Linked DNA regions of Homo sapiens: region 2 is linked to region 1. The links are chromatin contacts, found by Hi-C in ENCODE. All regions are on one chromosome and are shown on one strand. Each heading gives the region's core, a stretch centred on a gene start or an enhancer-like site at or near the end of the contact. The rest is flanking DNA. Distances are from core to core; before and after follow the strand shown.

Region 1 (4,257 bases), core at 698-3,197:
TGTAAACCAATGAGTTTGTATTAATATCTCATGACTAGAGTTCTGAAGTAAAAGCTATAGGATTTTTGGTTGTGTGGCAGGGCAGGTCTCACAGCTGAACAGGGAGGCCTCCTTAACAACTGTTTCAGCACTGACTGGTTAAATATTAAAAGCTGAAAGAGCCAGTGCCCTTATACAAAGGCTGGGATTTAACAAAAGCCCACCAAGAATTTTGCCTATGTCCTCCTGGGCCTTGAAGCATGACAAGATAAAGGAATTCTTAACAGGACCCCTTTGGGATTAAACAAGTTTTTATTGGAGGTCTGAAGAAACTCCCCAGACCTCCACAAACAAGTTTTACTGGTGGTCTAAAGGAACTTCTAAAACCTCTATGGATTTACAGCAGACAAGATAAGGGTAATCACCCCAAGCACCTGGACCCATCTAGATTAAGTAAATTTACTGAGGCTCCAGAGGAAGGTCTTCAAAACTGAGAACTTAGTTGTAGATTAAAAGAAGTTAATAACTTATGTCTTTAGATGAATGCAAAGTTATATGTAAACATATAGCTTAAAAGGTATATAAGCTTTGGAAAACTTTGTAATTTTGAGTTGGTCTGACGACAGTCTCTCCACAGGGAGAAGGCCTCGAAAATATTGGCAGACCAAGTAAAAATTACAAAGTTTTCTGAGCTTATATAAACTCTCTTCTTTCCCAGTTCATCTGCATCTCATTACCGGGTAGCAGGAATAAGTAGGCTGACCCTCAGTTTGGACCGGGAACAGCTGTGTAAGTGTGTATGTGTGTGTTTATATGTATGTACACGTATTTTGTTGTGTTTTGGGCCACAAGGTACCACACTGGCTTAACAAGTACTCATAAATTAATTAGCCCAAATGCTTTTCATCTTTATATGACTTAAGTAAAATCTGTCATATGCTTGCTTAAAAATTATTGGTAAACTAATAACAGAAATTTCTTAAAAATTGCCAGCATACATTTTTGCATTTATTAATCAAGCAATTTCATACTTATCAAAATGTGGCACATATACACCATGGAATACCATGCAACCATAAAAAATGATGAGTTCATGTCCTTTGTAGGGACATGGATGAAATTGGAAATCATCATTCTCAGTAAACTATCGCAAGGACAAAAAACCAAACACCGCATGTTCTCACTCATAGATGGGAATTGAACAATGAGAACACATGGACACAGGAAGGGGAACATCACACTCTGGGGACTGTTGTGGGGTGGGGGAAGGGGGGAGGGGGGAGGGACAGCATTAGGAGATATACCTAATGCTAAATGACGAGTTAATGGGTGCAGCACACCAGCATGGCACATGTATACACATATGTAACTAACCTGCACATTGTGCACATGTACCCTGAACCTTTAATAATTAAAAAAAAAATTTGGCATGCGGGTTACAAAACTATAAATCCGGCAAAAACAGAATTTTTGCTTGTATAATTTTTGATAAAAAAATTAATATTGGATTAATGAAAATCGCTAAATATCCAATTATTCAGTAAAATAACCATATATTTAATCTTAAGGCTTTTACTTAGGTAAACACCTGAAATTCACAGGCTATAAAATGGTTGAAAAGGAAATAAAATGACTATCGCAGTTTCATAAATAATCTAGGTAAACTATTAGAAAAAGTAGGTAAATGTAATGAGATAAATGCTTTTAGACAAAACTTGTTATAATTTAGATTCTGAAGTTATAGTAAGATAAGTTATGACATTAACTGGGTATTTTTCAATTTAAAAAATATGGAAAGCTAATCAGAAACTCGAATGCAACCAGTGTGTCTTTATCTACCTATGACCTTCCTAGTCACCTCACCAATTCAAGTTGTCCCACCTTTAGAGACCGAACCAGTATACATCTTACATATTGATGTTTCATGTCTCCCTAAAATGTATGGAAGCAGGCTGTGCCCTGACCACCTTGGGCACGTGTCGTCAGGACCTCCTCAGGCTGTCATGGGCGCGTCCTTAACGTTGGCAAAATAAACTTTCTAAATTGACTGAGACACCTCTCAGATATCAGGGGTTCACAGCCCTATGGAAAAAAAAAAAAAAAAAAAGGCATATGTCAGAAAGTTTACAAGCAGGCTAGTCAACAAAGAATCTCACGTTAAAAATATTTTTTGTCGCTCTTCTGTCCATCAGATTGGCACAGAGATTTCAGAAAAGAAAAAGCGGGAGTTAGTAGGCCACCCTAAAAGCTGTGCCTCTACAGCGGAAAGAAACTTTGTTTTGACTCTGAGGAACGGCGCTTTTTTTCTAAACGCGAAGGGCGGGGTAAGAGCAGAGCTGCACGCATCTGTGAATACATACTGCCACCAAACGGGCATAATTTCACCGCGACGGAGAAAGTCTGGGAGGACGTTCTCTTTGCGGCCCAATTTCTGCTCTTTAGATCTGGAGCAGTCCACTGAGGGACCTGAACAAGATAAACGGGAAGGGAAAAGCGCCAGAAGTTCGAGCAGAGAACCCACCGGGCAGCCGGTGGGGGTGCCCCGGAAGTCGATTTGCAACTGGGAGGCGGGCGGTCTGCCGAAGTGCTGCCCCGGAAGCCATAGCAGTAGCAGAAGGACGTTCCCGCCCCGCTCCTTCCCCCGGCCCTCCCCCCGCCAGCCCTCCCCCAGCACCCCCCCCACCACCACGTTCCACCGCCTCTTCGGGGAGGCGGGAGCGCCGTGCCTGATGGGAGGTGTGGGCGTGTTGATCATGGGTGTAGGGAATTCGGCTGTCTCCTTTCTACCCGCCGCCCGAGTTTATTTTGTGCACGGTTTCTTTTGTAGCGGACGTTACTGGGAGGAATGAGGGCGAGGAAGAGAAAGACGTTAGTCCTCGGACCGTTTCCGAGAGTCATCTCCGGGAGTAATGCGAAGATGGACACGCTCAGTCCTGCCTGTGCATGCGCGTTCGCGTTGTACGGAATTCCCAAGCCAGCTGCGTAGTTTCTGCCTTGAAGCTATTTGGCGAGAAGTTTCGCCTGTTCCTTTACTTTGTGGGTCAGGGCTTGGGTGCTTGAGTGGGAGAAACAGAAAGCCAGCTAGCCCTGGAACCCCTTCTAAGATCGTCATCCACCCAGCCATCCATAAATCTGTTCATCCATGAAACAAATAATCATTGAGCACCCCTTATATGCCAGACACACGTAAGGATGCAAGGGCCGCGTTCTCATTCTAGTGGGTGGGGACAGAGAGTAAACAAATTATCTACTTAATTTCAGATAGTGGTAAGTGATAGAAAATAAAACGGGGTGATATTGTCAGAGGCGTTTGAACCAGAGCGACTCCATTCCGAGTGAGGGCTAGGAAAATGAAGCTGAGGCTTGCTGGGCTGCATTCCCAGAAAGTTAGGTATTCCCAGCCTCTAGATGTTTACGGTTAAGGGAACAAATTAATAACGTTTACTAAACAGACCCAGACTTGGGAGTGTCCAGATATTCCGATATCTGGAGAAGAAAGGCATTCCTAATTTTGCCTTAAAGATAACAACACTGATTCTTGCAAAACATAGTAATTAAGAAAATTAATCCTCTATCACAAACCCTTGTAGCAGAGCACATCTCCTCATATAACAAGCATTGTACCTAGGGTGGACGCATTCCTCCTCTTACTTTTGGGAACGTCCTACTCTGTCTATGGAGTAGCTGCCCTTTCACCACTGTGCTTTCTCAATAAACTTGCTTTTGCTTTGCACTGTGAACTCGCCCTGAATTATTTCTTGCGCGAGATCCAAGAACCCTCTCTTGGGGTCTGGATCAAGACCCCTTTCCTGTAACAATATGACAAAGAAATGCGGTGGATGTTATACCCATTTATACTTGGTGGTCAGACTCGGCTTCTTTCAAAAATGACAGTTGAAGACATTAGGAAGGGTCCTGTATGGCTTTGATGACCTTGATAAGGGTCAAGGCTTCTTCCTGGTTTTGCCTTGTCTCAGGCTTATTAACAGAGACTTAGATCACCACAAAATATTGATAGGTCTGCTGCTTCATTCCCTGCAGTTGCTCCTATACTCTGAAAACTAGCATCAGAGTACAAAATTCTAATAGAAGGACTAAGCGGGGTCAGGAAGTGCCAGCGCTCCAGCGTGAAAAACAAAAGCTGTTAGGTTAGGGCCTTGAGCACTTAGGTTAAAGGCCTTTTTCCACTGACCCCCCCAGGAGCCCAGAGGGATGGGGAAGTCTGGTTTCCTTCTTCTTTGTGGCCTGCCTTCCCTCTGGCCTCCTTGTTCTATGGGT
Region 2 (4,447 bases), core at 767-3,266, 1.6 Mb after region 1:
AGAGGAAGCCCTGGACTAGCTGTGTTGACCTCTTAGACATGCAAATCCTTTCTCACGAAAGCAGAGCCTCCCATGAGCTGCTCCTCACCCTCCCGTCCCCAAATAACCAGCCCAAAGAATTCTTCCTTTTGTGGCCTGTGGGCATCAAGCAAAGCCCTGGAAATTAGCCCTCAGTGATGATAATTTTATTGAATCATGAGAGAAGGACTGAGGGAGTGGAGCACACGCAAGCTTATTTTGGAGTTTTTCCTCCATGTTAAGGGGGAGAGGAACCTAGAAGACAATGACCCATACTCCCAGAGAAAGGCAGACTTTCTCTTCCACATGCCCTCCTTGGGGAAGTCCAGGGGGTGCACAAGGACTGTGGCTCGGCTTCTGCTGCCCTCCATGCCTCCATCTTGGGGCTGTAGTGCCACTCCCAAATAGTGCCTTCATTGGGGGATAGAGTGGACAAGGGAGGAGCAGGTGCTGACTCCAGGAGCAGCAAGCAGGCTTTCTGAAGTCAGGGAAAATGAGAGATTTGCTCACTTCCCTACTTTCTGTGAAGTGGGGTGGAAAGGGCCTTGCAGAAGCGTTCAAAACCCACATTCAGTTCCCCCCGGTCCTCAATTCCCCCAACTATAACCCGGCTTAAGAGCAGTTGCCTCCCACGGTTGGGGGGAGGGCCAATTGTGATGAGGGATATAGGAGCAACTGTGAACTGTAATTCGTCCACGCACAGGTGTTTGGAGATTTCTCAAGGCTTTGTTTTGTTTTGTTTTGTTTTGTTTTTTGCGGGGTCGAGGGGTGGTCTATGTCCAGATATGCTGCGGGGAAGGATGAAAGGAGTGTGGGAGGAGGTGGCAAATGCGGCAGGGAGCTGGAAGACCCCAGACTGACAGGAGGAAACTCTGCCTTTGCAAGGCCTTAAGGCAGAAGGATCTGCGAGGCTGCCCGCCTCCCAGGAGACTCCACCTTAAGGGACGGAGGGTGTATGTGAAAGTTGGGGGGAGAAGTGAAGGTAGTTGTCCTCTCCTTCACCCCCCACTAGGCAAGCGCAGAAGGAAGCAGGTCGGTGGAGACTAGGGTAGAGGAGTGTAGGAGAGGAGCAAACTGAGGAGGGCGGCTCTTCGAGTCAATCTGGTCCTTCTCACCACTCTTGAGGCTCCGTCCAGGCTTGGAGGAGGGTTCTCAAGCCTAGGAAATCCCGCGTGCTCCCCTGTGTGATCGGGAACTGTGAGATGGGGGAGTAGGCCTGAGCTGGGAGCTCCCACCAGCATGGTTGATTCCCCGGAGTTCTGAAAGAGTTTTTATGGAGACTGGGGGAAGGGGCGCTTGAAGGGTGGGCCAAGTCTTTGGCAGAAAGCAGCCCCACTGGGCTGACCCACTGTGTGGAGGAGGAGGCCCCGTAGGGCCCTCCCGGGTTGGAGGTTGCAGAGGAGGGCGGAGGAGGATTGCTGCCCCGGGCGGGAGCGCTTCCTGGCGGCCGAACCCGCCCTCAGTCTCCGCATCCTGGCGGGCCTCGAGTCTGGGCTCCTGTAGGTCTTTCGCTAGCAGCCGCCTGATCCCGCTCTTGGGACGCTAGGGACGAGGCCGGTCGGGAGAGAATAGGGGGCCGCCGATTGTAAAAGATCCTCGACAGGCCCAGCCCGGATCACCTCGAGGGCTCCGGACCGAGCGCTGGGGGTGGGGCGCCGTCGCCGCTACGGCCCCTGGTGTCGGTGGAGCGAGCAGGGAGGTAGAGGGCGGGGGATCGAGGAGGAGCTGAGCTCGGACACGCAGCAGCTGCTGTCTATCCGTCTGGCTTGCTGGCAGTTGGCAGGGCCCGAGGCTAGGTCTTCCCGCCCCCTTTCCCTAGGCGGGAAGGGCGGTTGTCATGGGTGGGCGGATTCCCGTCTGAATAGCAGGGGAAGATGCATTTCCGTGGCGCGGCTCCCGGGTTATTACCCCTCCCAAATGGGGAAATGGATGGAGACCCGCGGCGGGGGAGGAGCCAACCCCACTCTCCGCGTCCCCGCCCAAGGTGGCCGGAGGCCAGCGGCAGGACCAGGAGCGACCGCCAGGGCCAAATCCACCCCCAGGCAGTCCCAGAGTGTGGAGTGGGCATGGGGACCTGGCGGGAAATAGTGTCGATTAGCACCCCCAGGCCCGGATGCCAGGGCCCAGTCGTGGCGAGGTCAGTGAAGGGTGGGTGTGTGGTGGGAAAGGAGAGTAGAAGTGCAACCTTCTTTTCCCCTCCCCTGGCATTCCAGTGTATTAACATTTGGCAGGTGGGCTCGGCGCGGTCTCTGCGGTGACGAGAGTTGGGGAAAGATGCTCCCAAGTGTAGTCCCCGGTCTCCGCGGGGGGGCCACAGGCTCTGGCAGGAGTGAGGGAACGAGGAGGCCCACGACAGGTGCTGTCTGTCCGCTGCTCTGACAGGCCCGGGCGGGAATGCGGCCCGGCCCAGTACTGCTCTCCCCACCCACTCAGCTGGACGCGGACTCTGACACTTGTTAGTGTGAGCAATCGACTAATTTTATCCGGCTGGGGCTCAGCAGGAAACCAATGCCGAGGCGCGGGTAGTTCTTCCGGGCGACTCTCGCCCCCGGGAGGATAGTCGTGGGGAGAGGAAGAGGGGTTGGGGGTGGGATTCCTGCCGCCTCCATTTCACTGGGGGCGTGGTGGCTCCTGATCTGCCTCAGAGAGGACCGAATTTTGGCGCTAAGGTCGGTACTCTCTGGGTACTGGCGCCCAGAGAAGAAAAGGGTATCTTGGAAGTTAGGTAGTACAAACTCTTTGTGTTCTTCTGGTTTTTTTCTACTTATGTTCCTTTCATTCCTGAAGTTCCCGGATTCTAGCAGAGTGTCTGACACGCAGCAGGTCTCTAGAAAAGACTGCTTAAATGACTTGAAAACCAGGCATAGAACTTTGCGCTTGGTGACCGCTAGAGAGAGCTGAAAGGCAGGAATCAAAGGGGCTTTGAAGCATAGCCTCCTGAACCCCTGCAGGATTTGGGTATCTAATCCCTTTCCTTGTGCCTCTGCAGTCTCTGCTGCATTTCAGCTTATTAGAATTTCTGAACTTGCTTCAAGGGCTCTTATTCTACCCGTCACCCACACTATCTAGGCGCCAGCTATGAGACACTAGGGATTTGTAATCCTTGTCAGCTGGCCTGCACTGCTACTGTGGAGAAGTGGCAGGGAGCTGCTGGCCGCCTTTTCAGACGTGAAAAGACCCTAGAGGAGAGCATATGCTCGTAAAAATTATGGGATTCCACAGCTTTGAAATCTAATAATCCTGGGTGATCAAACACAGACTGGACCCTTGGGGCTGCTGGGGAAGGGGCTAGGGGAGCGGGGCAGACCTTAGGTGGGAGAGCCTGGGGCCCTGCAATGGGACAGAGTAATTAGCCTCAGTGGGAGGAGATGAGGAAGCCAGCCTGAGGGTGTCTACACTGAGTCTGAGGAGAAACAATAGCCAAGAGCTGGGTGGTAAACCACCTTCTTCCAACCGGAAACCAGTCACTTCTCTTTGCCCCTGCCCTGCCCAGTATGTGGCCATTTGGAGATGGATTTTTTTTGTACCTCTTGAGTTGCTGGGGGTGGAGGGACAGTAGGTGAAACCAGGTCTCCAAGCCAAGATTGCATGGTCTGGAGTGACTGGGAGACAGAATACCAAAAGTATGTGTCAGTTGCGGGTGAGAGTAATCATGAAGACATGGGGTATGCTAAAAGTTAAACTTTGCTAAACTTTCATTTTTGCTCAGAGCTGGTCCTGCTGACACACTTATGGAAATGGGTTTGGTACACAGTTGTTGAATGAAGTGGGCAAGTCATTTATCCCTCCTAGGGCCAGTTTCTTCATCTGTAAAACCAGGGGTGTAAACTGTACTGGAAGTCAATGACATGAGTTCAAGTCTCATCTTGCTCTGTCACTGATGAACTGTGTGAACCTACTGCAGTCTCTTCCTACCTCTAGGCCTCAGTCTCTCCACTTAAATTCAATGCACAGGATGGACAAGGGAGACTCTAAGGTTACTCTCAGCTTTGTCATTCTTATAGGTCTGTCTCCTGCATCATCCTTAATTCCAGGCTCTGTCACTGCCAGGCTGTGTCAGCCAGCCATATAAGTCCCTTTAGGTTCCCCATCAATAACATAAGGGAGAGGGAAGGAGAGCTGAATTGGATTATTATTAATGCCAGTTTTCAATATGGCACATTTGTAGCAAGGCTGTGGCCTTGGTGGGGCCTCCATTCCAACTCAGCAAGTAACCACATTCTCATTTTGTGAAGTAACCACTTTTCCACTTCAGAGCTTGTTTAAAAATCCAATCTCAAATAGTCAACCAACTCCAAACCCCTATATAGCTCTTTTTCTAATGTCTGCTCTCACAGAGAGCATAGAACCTGGCAGAAATTTGATTTGAAAGGAGACTTCAGCTCTGAAGTCAAACTTTCTGCTATTAATCAGGTTAAGACTATTTCTT

Evidence for each region. Hi-C counts contacts between places; a loop is a spot of excess contacts on that map. Pooled maps may share reads with other maps.
Region 2: a map with no recorded cell type shows a loop between it and region 1 (8-fold over the local background). The contact joins two enhancer-like sites. A Hi-C loop is called at or near these places in 2 of 37 single-sample maps with no recorded cell type and 9 of 50 pooled maps.

The regions. Positions count from the first base shown.
Region 1 is chrX:76,143,764-76,148,020 of GRCh38, reverse strand. No RefSeq gene overlaps it. Among named protein-coding and RNA genes, the nearest start is that of PBDC1, 27 kb to the left of the region's middle. RefSeq lists an enhancer at 1,898-2,717. Within about 2 kb of position 1,947, at least 16 of the 41 ENCODE cell types and tissues checked have a DNase peak (open chromatin) inside an H3K27ac peak, as active enhancers do.
Region 2 is chrX:74,533,945-74,538,391 of GRCh38, reverse strand. No RefSeq gene overlaps it. Among named protein-coding and RNA genes, the nearest start is that of RLIM, 78 kb to the left of the region's middle. Within about 2 kb of position 2,016, at least 36 of the 41 ENCODE cell types and tissues checked have a DNase peak (open chromatin) inside an H3K27ac peak, as active enhancers do.